Regions from separate parts of the Homo sapiens genome. Here region 1 is linked to region 2. Evidence: chromatin loops called from intact Hi-C (ENCODE). Cell type or tissue: IMR-90. All regions are shown on one strand. Region 1 overlaps CUBN (cubilin). Region 2 overlaps CUBN (cubilin).

The links. Peaks named below come from ENCODE experiments on the same cell type or tissue, not always from the same donor. Only the 100,000 strongest peaks of a DNase experiment are listed, where the experiment ranks them.
Region 1: a loop joins it to region 2, with 3 times the contacts of the local background. A loop is called at or near these places in 9 of 110 quality-filtered maps.

The regions. Positions count from the first base shown.
Region 1 is chr10:17,005,243-17,013,242 of GRCh38, reverse strand. The region is part of intron 28 of CUBN (cubilin); the gene reads left to right. Among named protein-coding and RNA genes, the nearest start is that of CUBN, 120 kb to the left of the region's middle. RefSeq lists an enhancer at 6,119-6,413. In IMR-90, no CTCF peak of the experiment used is centred here; a DNase peak (open chromatin) is centred at 3,642; H3K27ac peaks cover 2,100 bases.
Region 2 is chr10:16,849,218-16,857,217 of GRCh38, reverse strand. CUBN (cubilin) reads left to right here. Exons shown (of 67, transcript NM_001081.4): 60 at 5,775-5,983. Among named protein-coding and RNA genes, the nearest start is that of RSU1, 36 kb to the right of the region's middle. RefSeq lists a silencer at 772-972. In IMR-90, a CTCF peak has its summit at 3,813; a DNase peak (open chromatin) is centred at 3,787.

The DNA of each region.
Region 1 (8,000 bases), 160 kb before region 2:
AGAGAGAGAGGAAGAGACAGACAAAGTCAGAGAAGGAAAGAGAGGAAGAGACAAAGGAGTCAAAGAGAGAGAAAGGGATAGAAGTAGTAAAGAAAAAACAGTGTACCCTATTCCTTTAAAAGCCAGGGTAAATTTAAAACCTATAATAGATAATTGAAGGTCTTCTCTGTAACTCTGTAACACTCCAATACCACCTTGTTGTCAGTGTAAACAAGGGCATAACCTGAAAGCACTGAGGCCACTGACAACCCATAGCATTCCTATCAAACATCCTTAACCCAGCAAGTTTCCTAACAGGGGATCTAAATCTTAATTACCATACAAAGGTCCCACCAGACATAGGAGGAGCTCCCTTCAGGACAGGATATAGATGGTTCCTCCCAGGTGATTAAGGAAAAAGACACAATGGGTATTCAGGAAACTCTTATGGAAGCAGAGTTAGGAAAATTGCCCAATAATTGGTCTGCTCAAATGTGCAAGTTGTTTTCACTCAGCCAAATCTTAAAGTACTTACAGAATCAGGAAGGAGCCATCTATACCAATTCTAAGTTAATATGGATGGAATGAGGTTTTATTAATAGCAAAGAAAAATTAAAATCCCAAACTTACAAGGTTTTCTACTAACGTAGAGTTTGCTAAAAGTTAACAGTGTAACATGCATTATCCTACTACCACACACTCTCAAAGCATTTCTCAGACAGTTTGCAAGAAATAACAAAATCTGTCCAGTAAGGATAGTAACTACAATCCCAAATAGACTCTTCGGCAGCAGTGACTCTCCAAAACTGCTGAGGCCTAGACCCTCCTCACTGCTGAGAAAGGAGGACTTTGCACCTTCTTTGGGAAAGAGTGTTGCTTTTACACTAACCAGTCAGGGATAGTACGAGATGCCACGCAGCATTTACAGGAAAAAGCTTCTGATATCAGACAATGCCTTTCAAACTCTTATACCAACCTCTGGAGTTGGGCAATATGGCTTCTCCCCTTTCTAGGTCCCATGGCAGCCATCTTGCTATTACTTGCCTTCGGGCCCTGTATTTTTAACCTCCTTGTCAAATTTGTTTCCTCTAGAATCAAGGCCATCAGGCTACAGATGGTCTTACAAATGGAACCCCAAATGAGCTCAACTAACAACTTCTATCAAGGACCCCTGGACCGACCCACTGGCCCTTTCATTAGCCTAAAGAGTTCCCCTCTGGAGGACACTACAACTTCAGGGCCCCTTCTTTGCCCCTATCCAGCGGGAAGTAGCTAGAGTGGTCATCACCCAATTCCCAGCAGCAGTTGGGGTGTCCTGTTTAGAGGGGGGATTAAGAGGTGAAGCCAGCTGAGCTTCTGGGTCAGGTGGGGACTTGGAGAACTTTTCTGTCTAGCTAAAGGTTTGTAAATGCACCAATCAGCGCTCTGTGTCTAGCTAAAGGTTTGTAAATGCACCAATCAGCACTTTGTAAAAACACACCAATCTGCGCTCTGTGTCTAACTAAAGGTTTGTAAACGCACCGATCAGCACTCTGTAAAAATGGACCAATCTGCGCTCTGTAAAATGGACCAATCAGTGCTCTGTAAAATGGACCAATCAGCAGGACGTGGGCAGGGCCAAATAAGGGAATAAAAGCTGGCCACCCGAGCTAGCAGCGGCAACCTGCTCGGGTCCCCTTCCACGCTGTGGAAGCTTTGTTCTCTCACTCTTCACAATAAATCTTGCTGCTGCTCACTCTGGGTTCACACTACCTTTATGAGCTGTAACACTCACTGTGAAGGTTTGCGGCTTCATTCCTGAAGTCAGCAAGACCACGAACCCACCGGGAGGAACAAATAACTCCGCACTACCTTTAAGGGCCGTAACACTCATGGTGAAGGTCTGCAGCTTCACTCCTAAAGTCAGCGAGACCACGAACCCACTGGAAGGACGAAACTGCGGACACATCTGAACATCTGAACAAACTCTGGACACACCATCTTTAAGAACTGTAACACTCACTGTGAGGGTCCGTGGCTTCATTCTTGAAATCAGCGAGACCAAGAACCCACCAGAAGGAATAAATTCCAGACACACTACTGTCTTAGAGTGATCTAGCCCTGGAACATGTAGTGCTTGTGGGTCTCATAGCAGTAGTTCTCAACCATGATGCTAGAGCTCATTGGTGTATTTCAATCAACTGGAAAGAGAAGTGGAGTTCCAAGATTATACCAGGAACCAAGCATAGACATCTAAGCTGTGGCCCTGCTGTCAAAATCAGGGCTGAGCTCTAGCTGAGCACACATGAATGTGTGCAGTGGTTGACTCTTAACATTGTTCACATTCTGGTGCACTCATTATAGGAATGTCAGAGCTACTTATAACTGAATAGCCCTATTATACACTTAGGAGTGCTAGGCGTTCTGAGATTATAAACTGGGCTCTGAGTGTATGTCTGTTAAAATATGTATGGGGCTTTCAGTATTTAAAAATAGTCAGTGGTCATCCACAGAGCTACTTGCAGCTTGAAACGTACATTAGGAATTCCCAAAGTAAATGAGTTGTGATAACTAAGCTTGTAGAAGTTCTGGACCTTCCTCTTCATCAAGTGAGTAGATATTTATATATTTATTTATTTATTTATCAAGATAGGATCTTGCTCTGTCATCCAAACTGGAGTGCAGTGTCCTGGTCATAGCTCACTGGAGCCTTGAGCTCTGAGGCTTAAGTGATTCTCTCACTTCAGCCTCTTGAGTAGCTGAGACTACAGGTGTGTACCACTGCACCTGGCATTTTTTTTTTTTTAGTAGAGTTGAGGTCTTGCTATGTTGCCCAGTCTGATCTTGAACTTCTGAGCTCAAGCAGTCCTCCTGCCTTGGCCTCCCAAAGTGATGGGATTACAGGTGTGAGCCACTGCACCTGGCCCAAGTGGGTAGATTCAACCTAAGTCAACTCATGGATCCGTTAAATGCAGGGATTGGATTGATTCATCTCTATAATACAGATGATCTGTAGTATTCCGTGATTCTGAAACACATGATTCTAACTAGAGACAGTGTGAAAAGAGACAGAAAGGTCAGGAGAATCCTGGGAAATGGCCCAGAATTTCAAGGGCTGGGGCATTCTCCAGAGCATACGTGCTACCCAGATGCTCCTGTGCACATGAACCCTGGGGATCTTGTTGGATAGAGGATGGGGTCTGGGGCAAGGCCCGTGAATCTGCATTTCTAACAAGCTCCCGGGTAATGCTGCTGGTGCTGCTCTATGGACCGCTCTGAGGAACAAGGTGAGAGCAAGTGTTGAGACTGGAGAAATGAGATGGTAGAAAGACAGTATCCCTAGAGACTGGAGAATCCTTCTGAGATGTTGAAAGGGCACATTGTACTGTTTGTTTTAATGACAGTAGGATAATAGCAAGATCTAAAGCAGAGAGAACTTTCCCCCAGGGACAGAAGTGTAGAAGGTAAGAAATGTTAACCAGGAAGCCTGGGCTCAGGGCCCTGGAGAGTGTTCTCAGTCCTAGATGCACCATTGGAATTGCCTGGGAGTTTTAAAAAGTGCCCATGCCTGGGTTCCAATATCCAGAGACAGGATTCAGTTGGTCTGCAGTGGGGCCCTGACTATTGCTAATTTCTAAATGCTCCTTAAGTGATTCATCCGTACAGTCAGGATGGAGAGTTTGGGAGGGCAGTGATTTTGCTGATTACTTTCTCCTAAGTGGCTGCTTCCTCTCCCCTCCAGGCTGTTCTAGCCTTACTAGCCCAAGGCCACTCTAAGGAGCTTGATTGAACGGTCATGGCAGGCTGTGCCCAGATTACTGTATCAATGGGCTCTTCCAGCCAATGTGCTGAATATTCTGGTGAAATCTCTGAGTTTTATGTTGGGAACATTTTTTTCTACCAGTTCTACTTGGAATCTGTCTTCCTTTGGGAGAGTCAAAGGCACCCTCTGTCTATTCTGCTTTCCTGTTTACTATTTCAAAACTTTCTCCCAGTTGCTGGAAACTTGGAGCCAGAGTTATGCAACAAAATGTTGCCAGCTGGGACCAGAACCGAAATATAAAATTGTTTTTTAACTCTGTGCTGCTCACAATATGTAAATTATACTTGGGAGGAAACTTCTGGAAAGGAATTTTTAGTCATTTAGATCTGTGCAAAATTGACTATCATATTCTACAGGTATGCAATGCCACAGGTACACAGAGTTCAATACTCTGCATCTGAAGTAGGTCTTTAGTTTGAGATAACCTGAGAAGGGGAGCCCACAGAGAGGGCGAGCTCTTCCATGGGAGAGGTCCCGCCATTTTTGATCCATTGGAGTTAAATGCAAGACGTAAATCATGATGTATCATTCACGCATTTGTTCATTCCACAGACACTAAGGATGTCTTTTGTGCCAGGTACTGTGCTGAGACGGGGGACACAGAGTGACTCAGACCAGCAGGCCTGGTTTCTACTCTACAGAGCTAGGCTAGGTGGGAGAAGCAGACATCACGCAAAAACACACTTAAATAAATAGAAAATCAAAACCATGAGTAGTGCCAAGCGGGCACACACAGGGCATCTGACTTGGGCCCAGCAGGAGGTCAGGGATGATCTCCACGCAAATGAGACCTCTGAACCAAAACCTAAAAAATAAGCAGGAGTTAACTAGGCAAGCAGGATAAGGAAAAGGATTCCAGGTAGAAGAAAGACCCTGTGATAGGAGGGAGTGGGGAGAGCCCGAGGGACCTGAGAAGTCAAGAGGATGGAACTGAGTCGAAGAGAAACAGCGCTGCCAAGGTGGCTGCAGAGCTAAGCACATAATGTGGCTAAGCGCGCACACACACACACACACACACACACACACACACACGAGCAGGGATTCTGCAGCCATGGGGCCAAAATAAATTTAAAAATTACTCTCAATGCTCAAGACACACACACACACCACACACACACACACACACGGGGAGGGACTCTACAGCCACAGGACTAAATAAATGTAAAAATTACTCTCAGTGCTCAAGAGACACACCACACACACACACACACACACACACACACCACACACGGGCAGGGACTCTACAGCCATGGGGCTAAATAAATGTAAAAATTACTCTCAATGCTCAAGTGTAATTGTAATTTTTTTTTTGAGACGAGGTGTCATTCTATTTCCCAGGCTAGAGTGCAGTGGCGCAATCTCAGCTCACTGCAGCCTCAGCCTTTTGATAAGGTGATCCTCCCACCTCATCCTCTTGAGTAGCTGGGACTACAGGGGTGCACCACTTCACCCAGTTAACTTTTGTATTTTTTGTAGAGATAGGGTTTCTCTGTTTTCCAGGCTGGTCTCAAACTCCTGAGCTAAGCAATTTGCTTGCTTCGGCCTCTCAAAATGCTGGGATTACAGGCATGAGCCACTGAGCTGGTCATAACATTCTTAAATGCATTTGTGTGAGTGTGTGTAACATATCAGAAGGAAAATAATTAGAAAGGCTTCTCCTTGCACAGCCCCGCAAGGGATGTTCTCAGAATCAGGTGGAGGGCTCAGGACAGCCCCGCTAACGCTGGTCCTGGAGTTGCTCTTCGTGCCCTGGCCAGGTCAAGTGGCTTTAAACTCCTAGCCTCTTTTCCTCAGAATCCTATCACCTTGCAATCCCTTCCCCCTGCCCCACCCTCCCCACTGGACTCTTTTCTAAACTGTGCAGTACGATCTCCAAACACCAAGCAGAGAGTTCAAACTTGGCAGCGACATCATTTCCTGAGCACTGCTTCTGAGGAAGAGTTCCTACACACTTCATTCATTTCCCCAGTTCATACACAAACGCATTTACAAAATATGCTTCTTTGTGAACGACACAAACCTTCTATTGGCTTTAAGAAAACGGATCTACAACGAGGCTTTATCTGTGGGCTCTTTCTGAACATGGCCATGCAGACATGAGACAAAGTAACATTGCAGGGCCTTTTATGCGGGTCCTCAAAGAGGGCCCCACCCTGGAAATAAAGAAATGGCCACAGTTGCCCTGTCTCTAATCGGTTCATGGTATTCAGCCTTGACAGCATTGTCCAGCGGCTGAATTCAGCCTTGGAGGCCTCCATCTGGGTTGCAGGGGGAGGGGGTGGGGGATAGGGGTGGGGAATACAGAAGTTTCCGCAGGCTGTGTGAAAAGTGGCCTCCCAACCAGCTGCACAGACCCCCTCGCCTCTTCTGGTCGTTGCTCCCAGAAGCCTTCTTTCACTTAGTGATGGAATCCAGCATACAAACAAGGTCAAGGAGCTTTGTGAGCGAGAGAGTGACATTTGCAAAGGGAGCGAACCCTTCAGCTGGGAGCTTGCAGGAGCAGGGCTAAGGGGCATGTGATCAGGAGGTGATGTCACCCAGGATTTCCACAAAGGAAAAAGTGGCCTTTTCTTTGGGAAGATAGATGACATCAGCCTCTCAAATGGGGGCTGGGTCCATTTTATCTTCCTTTTAGCTATTAAGGAGATTTCTCAAGCCTTGAGAAGTTTCAGAAATTAGAAGAGAACATTTTAAAAACCGTGTCAACATCTTTTATGACTGGCTCGGTTTGGATGTAAGCCAGTGCCTTCTTGACTACCTGTGGGCATGAGGCACTGTACCAAAGGGCTTTTAAAAAACATCTTTAGAGCACTGGCAGAAAACCGCCATGAGGTCGGCAGTGTTTCTCTTAAAGTTAGATCTTTGCTCCAGGTCTCTTTCTCTCGAGTGGTCTTTCATTAGCCTTTGTTTATCACTGGTCTTTCGGGGGAATTCCTTCTCATTCAAAAATTTTATTCCTTTTGTGACTTAGAGTACATGTAGTACGATTTCTGGGAGGTTCACCCTTTAAAGACAAAGGTTTTATCTTTTGTAATTCTGTTATCCACTTGTCTTGTGTGAGAGAAAATGCCTTAGGGTGTGAGGGTGAGTAAGCTGGGCTCTAGGAGAAGATCTGCTGGACCCAGCCTATAATGAACAGGCAGCTACAACTGTGAATCATGTTAATTACATGATTATTTACATGTCAATTACACATAACCTCTGCCAGCAGATATTTTTTGAGAAGAAGTTTTTCATTCATTCAACCAACCATCCAGCACATATTTTGGGCTTGTTGTCTAAATATAGAGAGTATTAATTTGCTTGGGCTGTCGTAACAAAAATGCCACAGATTGGGAGGCTTAAGCAGCAGAAGTGTGCTGTCTCCTGGAGGCTGGAAGTCCAAGGTCAAGGTGTCGGCAGGGTTGGTTTCTCCTGAGGCCTCTCTCCTTGGCTTGCGGATGCTGCCTTTTCCCTGTGTCCTCACATGGTGTTTTCTCTGTGTGTGTTCATCCTGATAGCTCTGTGTGTCCAAATTTGCTCCTTATAAGGACACCAGTCAGATTGGATTACAGTCCATTCAGCTTCATTTTAACTTAATTGCCTCTTTTTAAAGGCCCTATCCCCGAGGACAGTCACATTCTGAGGTCTGGGAGTTAGAACTTCAACATATGAATTTTGGCAGAGATACAATTCAGCCCATACCAGAAAGGAAGGAGATCACATTCTTGACTTTGGGGAGTTAGTCATAGAGTAGGCAAGGCAGGTAAACCAAGTGTAGAAATATATACATAATCCAGGACGCCATGGGAACACAGAAAAAAATAGCTAGGACAGCCTGCGGAAGTTCAAAGAGACCTCCAGGCAGCTTTGACATTTGAACTGAGTTTTAAAGAATGGGCAAGAATTGATCAGACAAATATCTGGGAGAGGAAGGCTTTTCTAAGTAGAAGCAGCAAGGTGTGAGGGCACAAAAGTTTTGCAAAGAGCAAGTCCTTCAGCTAGACCACACATTCTCTGCATTCTCCATTGGGGCAGTATCAACTCCAAGGAGGTAAAATTGGCTCTTGGTAGGGGGATTAAGAAATTCTTACTCTTTAATGTATAAAGCATAAAGATATACAGTACATAACAGATATGCAATATACTTGTGGTATTAAATTTTCATGGTTGAGAATTTGGAAAAAAATGTCCGAACAATCTCCTTAGGGGGCTGATAATGAACAAAAGGTGAGAAACA
Region 2 (8,000 bases):
AAAAACAAACAAAACAATAAAAAACCTCATTACAAAAACTACTAACTTTTTTCTTGTAAAACATAAATATTATACCTGAAGTATTGTACACATTGGAGATTAGGGAGTAAAATAATAAACACTGTTTACTTTTAGAGAAAAAGACAAAACAGGTTCGTCTGAAACCTAGTAGAATGTTTTTACATGAATACACTGCTTTGGAGCAATTGTGTATCTGCAGCTTTATAAATTACAGTAAGGCTGATTCCAAAAAAGGATAATGCATTTCTAGCCCTGCATCCCTGGGTGGTAGAAAGGAAGCTGTCTAGGTGTGCTCGAATTTCCCTAAGGCACCAGCTTTAAATGTCTTTGTATTCTGCTTCCTGTAGTTTCCAGTAAAGCTTCCTTCAGCTGCAGCCTAAAGCCACAGATGGCTTGCTGGAAACAGGAGAGGGCCTGAAGTCAAGCCAGTCTGTATCTGCTCGTACAGCACACTGTGCACCTTCTCAGTAGTGGTCAACCAGAGACAGGCAGAGATACTATCCAGACAACCTCAGGAAAATGTCAGCCGTATAGAATGTGAGCCACAAAAATGTCAATTCTCCAAATAATGATTTAAAAATGTATCTAACTCCACTGAAGCCTTCGAGATGTTTTATCCAAGAGAATGTAACTATTTTTTCCCTTATCAGATTGATCTTGGCTTAAGCTTCACTCTGAGGTTTAGTCATTGGAAGGTAATAATTCAGGATTCGGTTACCGATTTTTAATTAAGTAGATTTAGACCTGGATCTCACTCCTTATTATGGGGTTATATTTCCAATATTTCTTTAGCCAAAACATGTATTTTCTCTGAAGAAATGGCTCTTTTGTGTGAGAGAGATATTTCCAATTCAGGGAAGAAAGAGTGACGTTTGTTCTTGGACGCAGGGTGTGTCATCAGAGAGTGACTGACACACCTGATTGATGAGGCAGGTGCTGATGGATGAGAGCTGTCTAGGTGGCCCCAAAATGTGTAGTAATGAGGAAATGATGGATTGGTGATGCTAAACATATCAAGGTTAAGATGGCTTATACATTAAAAAATGCAATTTCAAAATATCAGTATGGTAAATATATATGACTTTCTGATGCGTGGGACTCTATTGCATAGTCACAGAGGTCGCCCTTGTTTATATTCCCCCACCATTGAAACACAGAAAGAGCAATGTGGCAATAGCTCCTTTTGGGAAAGAACCCTTCTTTTGTTAATATTGATCATTACGTTTTCTCAAAGACATATACACTTACATTTCATTTTGCATGGAGCAGTTTTGCTATATTTAAGCACTAAAGAGGGGGAATTAGAGCAATTGCTATTCCCTGCACTACACAAATAACTGTTCACTCATGTAATATGATATTCACTTCAAATATTTGATTATTTTGGCCAGGATTATCTCATGATATTTTTCTCCATGTTCTTTATTCTGTGTGTATATTTTGTGAATTGAACAATGAGCTCTATTATAGTTTGATAGCTCAAACAAGCTATTAATATTAGTTGTGTGTATTAGTCTGCTATTACCATGACAGTGCTACTTAACAAACCATCCAAAATTCAGTGTCTTATAATGAAAGCATTTGTTTTTATCACTTATGGGTCCACGGACTAGCTTGCCTGCCTCCGTTCCAAGCTGCGGGTTGGCTGTAGTTGGCTGTAAAGTTGAGTCTGGGTTCAAGTCTGCTCCACATGAATCCACTTTTTCTTTGAACCAGCAGTTACTCAGCACATGATATCTTAGTGGATCACAGGAGCACAAAGTCCTAGACAACAATAAAAACAAGAACAAAACGTAAGCACGTTTAAGGCCTCTGGCTGCTTCATGACCACTAACACTCATTCTAAAGCAAGTCGTAGGGCTAAGCCTAACATCAAGTGCACAGAAAAATATACTCTCCATTTTAGTGCAGTGCAAAGAGAGATACTGAAGAATTAAAAATCAGCCAGTTAAGCTGGGCATGGTGGCATGCACCTGTAATCCCAGCTATTCAAGAGGCTGAGGTGGAAGGATTTGCTTGACCCCAAGAATACGAGACCAGCCTGGGCATCATAGCAAGTCCTCATCTAGAAGAAAGGAAGGAAGGAAGGAAGGAAGGGAAGGAGGGAGGGAGGGGAGGGGAGGGGAGGAGAGAGGAGGGGAGGGGAGGGGAAGAGAGATAGAGAGAAAGAGAGAGAGAGAAAGAGAGAGAGAGAAAAAAGGAAAGGAAAGGAAGAAAAAAGAAGGAGTGAGGGAGGAAGAGAGGAAGGGAGGGAGGGAGGGAGGAAGGAAGGAAGGAAGGAAGGAAAGGAGGGAGGATGGATCAGCCAATTTACCACTCAATCCATGGCAAACACATCAGTGATTTAAGGATGCTTGTTCTGGGGTTCCCTGGAATGTGGGTGTGCTGCTTTATGGCATTAGTCATAGCAGTAGTACTACATAATAAGTGTGTGTAATGGCATTCACTGGGCCCAAGTACAATTGCCATCTTGCCCTTATGAACTTATTAGTAACAGTTAATAAACAAGTAGTGATAAATATAGCTTGAATGTTTAAAAATAACATTTAGTTTTTGAAGCTGATGATTAATAGAATAATGCCCAGCAACAGCATTTTCCTGTCTACCTACCTCCAACTCTTCAGTGCTCCTACCTGCAGCCCTCACCACAGCAATGTCCTTTCACCTGGTCTCATCTCCTTCAGTCTCGTTCCCTTGCATGTAAAATGCTGGTTCTGGATCAATTTTTAGATCAGACTTGATTAGCAAGTGCATCCTGATTCTACCACTTATTTGATTAAAAATCTTTCAACTGAATCCCATTAGCCAAAGAACACAGTCTGACAGCCAAACTCTGTATAATCCAGCATTGAAGGCCCTCTGTAGAAGACCCCATCCTGTTTTCCCAATCCTAATTCTCATTATTCTCCTTCATGTGCCCTATTCTTTTCTCAGAGTTATGCTTGCCCATGCATATAATGTAAATTCTTGCCCATTTAGCCTTGGATCAAGAGATTCTTTCAGGCTGGAATTGCCAATGCCAATTCCATTTCTACATGGTTTTATTCTATTTATGCTTCAAGACCCAGATCCAAATCACCTCCTCCTTGGAACAGTTGAGATCCTCATAGCCCAAAGTAATCTTCATCTTTTTGCAAAACTGTAAGACGTTTCTGCCTCTTTTACTGAACCTATCATTTTCTAAATTGCGTCATCATTATTTATCTATGTCTTACTACTAATGGACTATCACTTATCTTTTTCTACTTAAATACTAAATATACTTTCTTGAATATTGAAACAATATGTAATAAATAAATTTATCAATCCATTCATACCCTCAGTCATCGTTCTTCTGTGCTACGCATGCCAATAAGCTTAAGTGGTTTCCTTAAGTAACAGTCAGTTCACACTGGAATCAAAGCTGCTCAAACTCCACAAACTCCAACCCTCTCTTGAGTTTGCAGGCCCATTTCAGATTAGCAGAATCATTAGCAACATGTGGTGAAGCACTGCGTATTGCTTACGTTTCAGAATAATTTTGTCCTATATGACCTCTGTGAATATATCAGGGACTGGGCCTTTGGAAGCATTTCAACTTTGGGAAATGTCTGACTATGCAAATACTCTATAGTTTCGCCTGACTTAGAAGCTATGGACAGGCCAAGCCTGACCTACTAAGTAATGTGCCTGTAACAAAAATCACCCTGCACGTTTGCTATCTATCCATTGGATTTACAGACAGGGTTCAGGAGAGCCACCATTGTTCATGTTTACTGCCAAGGTCCAAGTACAAAATCTTAGCACCCCCTAATGTTGAAAGCAGTCTTTTCACCGTGAGCAGAAAATGGAATGAGAAAAATAGACTGAAGGCCAATCCCAGCGAAGTTTAACTTTGGAACTAGCCATGACCTATATTTGTGTAGAATACAAGCTTTATAGACATTAATTTCAGCACCAGTTTAATCCCTGTTCCTACTAGGGCTATTTTGAGCTTATTTCACCATTTCTTTCAAAATTGTCAATAAATTGTTCATCCCTTTATGCTCTTCTTAAATCATTTCTGAGCTGTCTGCTTAGGCCATGGAGTAGACAAAACTAAATCTTATGTTCTGAGGATTGTTTTTTTGTATTCTTTTATGGTAGACCGTTTAATCATCTTGAGATTATTCTTTATCTCTCCTTTGTATTTTTATTCTGAATTATAAAATTTTTATCTGAAAGAAGGCCTTTTTCTTCTATAAAGATTTTTTCCTTTAGCTTCTCATGTTTTGGAAAAGAAAAAGTTAAATATAGAGTGTGGCTGAATATAAACTGGACTGCAGTGTTAAATGCCTCTCAGCCTCTTTCTATCACACTGTGTAAATAAAAGATTTGTTGGCAGCAATTTTCTTGGTTTGTTGGGTAAATTCTTCATAAATTCAGTTTTCAGTCTGACAGTGTTCATGAAAGCGGAACATAAAAGTAAAACATATGCACATTTTCCACCAGCTTTATTATGCAAAGTACTTGATTTTGTATAAAACTGGATTTTTCAAGGCCAGGAAAATCTTCAATAAATCACATCAGCAATCCCAAAAACGTCTGTAGAACCCTATGTGTTTTCCCACTTCTTTCAGCAACTCCGTGAATAAGAAGGAGACACCTGAAGGCTCTGCTATGGAAGCAAAGAGCGAGGGAGGCAAAGATAGAGTGAGGAAGGGAAAGATAGACTGAGGGAGGCAAAGATAGAGTGAGGGAGGGAAAGATAGAGGGAGGGAGGGAGGGAAAGATAGAGGGAGGGATGGAAAGATAGAGTGAGGGAGGGAAAGATGGAGGGAGGGAAAGATAGAGTGAGGGAGGCAAAGATAGAGGGAGGGAGGGAAAGATAGAGGGAGGGAGGGAAAGATGGAGGGAGGGATGGAAAGATGGAGGGAGGGAAAGATAGAGTGAGGAAGGGAAAGATGGAGGGAGGGAGGGAAAGATAGAGGGAGGGATGGAAAGATGGAGGGAGGGAAAGATAGAGTGAGGAAGGGAAAGATAGAGGGAGGGAGGGAGGGAAAGATAGAGGGAGGGAGGGAAAGATAGAGTGAGGGAGGGAAAGATGGAGGGAGGGAAAGATGGAGGGAGGGAGGGAAAGATAGAGGGAGGGAGGGAAAGATGATGGAGGGAGGGAAAGATGGAGGGAGGGAAAGATAGAGGGAGGGAGGGAAAGATAGAGTGAGGGAGGCAAAGATAGAGGGAGGGAGGGAAAGATAGAGGGAGGGAGGGAAAGATTGAGGGAGGGAAAGATGGAGGGAGGGAAAGATAGAGGGAGGGAGGGAAAGATAGAGTCAGGGAGGGAAAGATGGAGGGAGGGAAAGATAGAGGGAGAGAGGGAAAGAGAGTGAGGGAGGGAAAGACAGAGTGAGGGAGGGAAATATAGAGGGAGGGAGGGAAAGATGGAGGGAGAGAGGGAAAGAGAGTGAGGGAGGGAAAGACAGAGTGAGGGAGGGAAAGATAGAGGGAGGGAGGGAAAGATGGAGGGAAGGAAAGATAGAGGGAGGGAGGGAAAGATAGAGTGAGGGAGGGAAAGATAGAGGGAGGGAAGGAGGGAGAGATGGGGCGGGTGGGGGGAAGGAAGAAAGAAAAGAAAAGAGGGAGGGAGGAAAGGAGGGAGCCCAGGAGGGAATGATCTGATCATGTTCTCAGAGTGTGACAGAAAATGGAAACTATGTTCTTTTTAAAAACCCTCCATGTACAATGTAAGGTCGGTTCTGTTTGGTCTGCATAGTGATGTCTTTGTTTTAATGCAGGGCCTCAGCAAGGATGTGGTGGTTATCTGACAGGCTCGAATAATACCTTTGCCTCTCCTGATTCTGATTCGAATGGAATGTATGACAAGAATTTAAACTGTGTATGGATCATAATTGCACCTGTAAACAAAGTAATTCACCTCACCTTCAATACATTTGCTCTGGAGGCAGCAAGTACTAGGCAAAGATGCCTTTATGATTATGTAAAGGTAAGGCTGTTTTATTTTTTTAACAGAGTCTATTCATCCCAGACTCTAATATAGTGTATTCCAGTTTATATCGTTACAGGAAGTCCTGCTAATTTTGAGTACAGGTGCTACTGCTTTTTAAAATGACCTTTTCTTCAGTGATGCTACATTTAATATTATAGATGCTCTATCTTCATATCAAATTAATCTTTAATATGGGTGACTCAAATATTTTGTGTGACTGGCTTCCAACATTAGCATTTAAATCTCCTATTCATCAATGTCTTGCAAAAGACGATCTATAGGAAGGTCGGTTTTCTGGAGAGAGATACTCAAAGGACCTTTGGCAAATCCTAAAATAAACAATGTCAGTGACACAAATAATCACCTCTTAATTTGTCTATTTCTTAGGCTTATAGATTTGCTTATCACATTATGTTTAGATATTAAAATGGTTCTGAAATCCCATTAAAAGTAAATAAAGGCTGGGCACTGTGGCTCATGCCTGTAATTCCAGCAATTTGGGACACCGAGGCAGGAGGATCACTTGAGGCCAGGAGTTTGAGACCAGCCTGGCCAACATGGTGAAACCCTGTTTCTACTAAAGACACAAAAAATTAGCCGGGTGTGGCGGCGGGCGCCTGTAGTCCCAGCTGCTCCAGAGGCTGAGGCAGGAGAATCGCTTGAACCCGGGAGGTGGAGGTTGCAGTGAGCTGAGATCTCGCCACTGCACTCTAGCCTGGGTAGCAGAGCAAGACTCCGTCTCAAAAATAAATAAATAAATAAAATAAAAAAGTAAATCAAGAAACTTCTGTTCAATTTTTAATGACTTTAATATTAAATTATTATACCTATCAGGTTATATAGGTTCAGATTACAAGTGTTAAGTAGCATCAATCAGTATTTACTACTGCACTCTCAGGGGAAAAATAAAAAGTATGGCAAGATTTGTATTTATGAGGAGCTTAAGTCTGATTAGAAAATTATGGGATGACACATGCAAATTAAGAATGCATAGTTCAGGATAGTCAGCATTTAAGCGCTAATGAATGCATTCGATGCAGGCTTGAAGCAATGTGCAAGCTTAGAAGGAAAGAAAGTTCATGAAACTCGTGTGATCAAGAATGACTTGATAGAGCGAGGGAAAACTTACTCAGGTCAGGAGAGAATTCAGGCAAGGTGAACATTTTCAAAAAGGCATAGGAATTGATACGTGCATGTTCTCGAAAGCGTAAAGAGGCTGGCTGTGTTGAAGCAGAATAGTGCTAAAGAGTAGCAAGAAATAAGATGGCCTACATAGAGAAATACCGAGATTACAAAGGATCCTGAAAGTCAAACTAATGACTTTAGACTCTGTGCGGGTGAAAATAAGGAGTGGTTGAAGGTTTTCCAATGAGTGAGGTGACAACAGCAGTAGCTAGGGAAGACTAACCTGAAATCAGCAGCTGTGGGAACTGGAAGGAGAGGAGGCTGGGAGGGCTCCAGAGAGAGGTCCCTCCTAGGTGAGAAGGTCAGTCTTAGACCTGGATCAGGGGTGCAGCCATGGCGGTGATGGCAAGAGGGGTGCAAGAGAAACTTAAGTTCTAGGATTGCAATAAACTTTAGAGAAAATAATTTTAAAAGAAAAGGAAGGAAAATTTGTGGAGGGAATACCCATTTGAGCACTTAGTTACATGCTTTTGTTTTTACTATGAAAGGGGCTAAGGTTGGGAGGCCAGAAAAATAACAGTGTGGTTTGGTGAGAGCAAGACAGACAAGTGAGACTGCAGTGGGCAGAGAATGGAACGGGGCTCCGGTGAGAAGACAGCTCCACGAATAGAGAGGACACAGCAAAGAGCCTTCCTTCCATCAGGAGAAAGGATGCTTTCTTAGAGGGAGTCAGCATAGATTTCAGAGAGTCAGGCTCTCAGCTCCAGGAAAAGTACCCAGGGAGGCAACTGGAGAAGGCAAAAGGCACAGGAAAAGAACAGACGCGTCATGAAAAGATAAATGTGAAGACCAGGAATAGTGTAGTATCCCTGAAGTCAAGGGGCAGGGG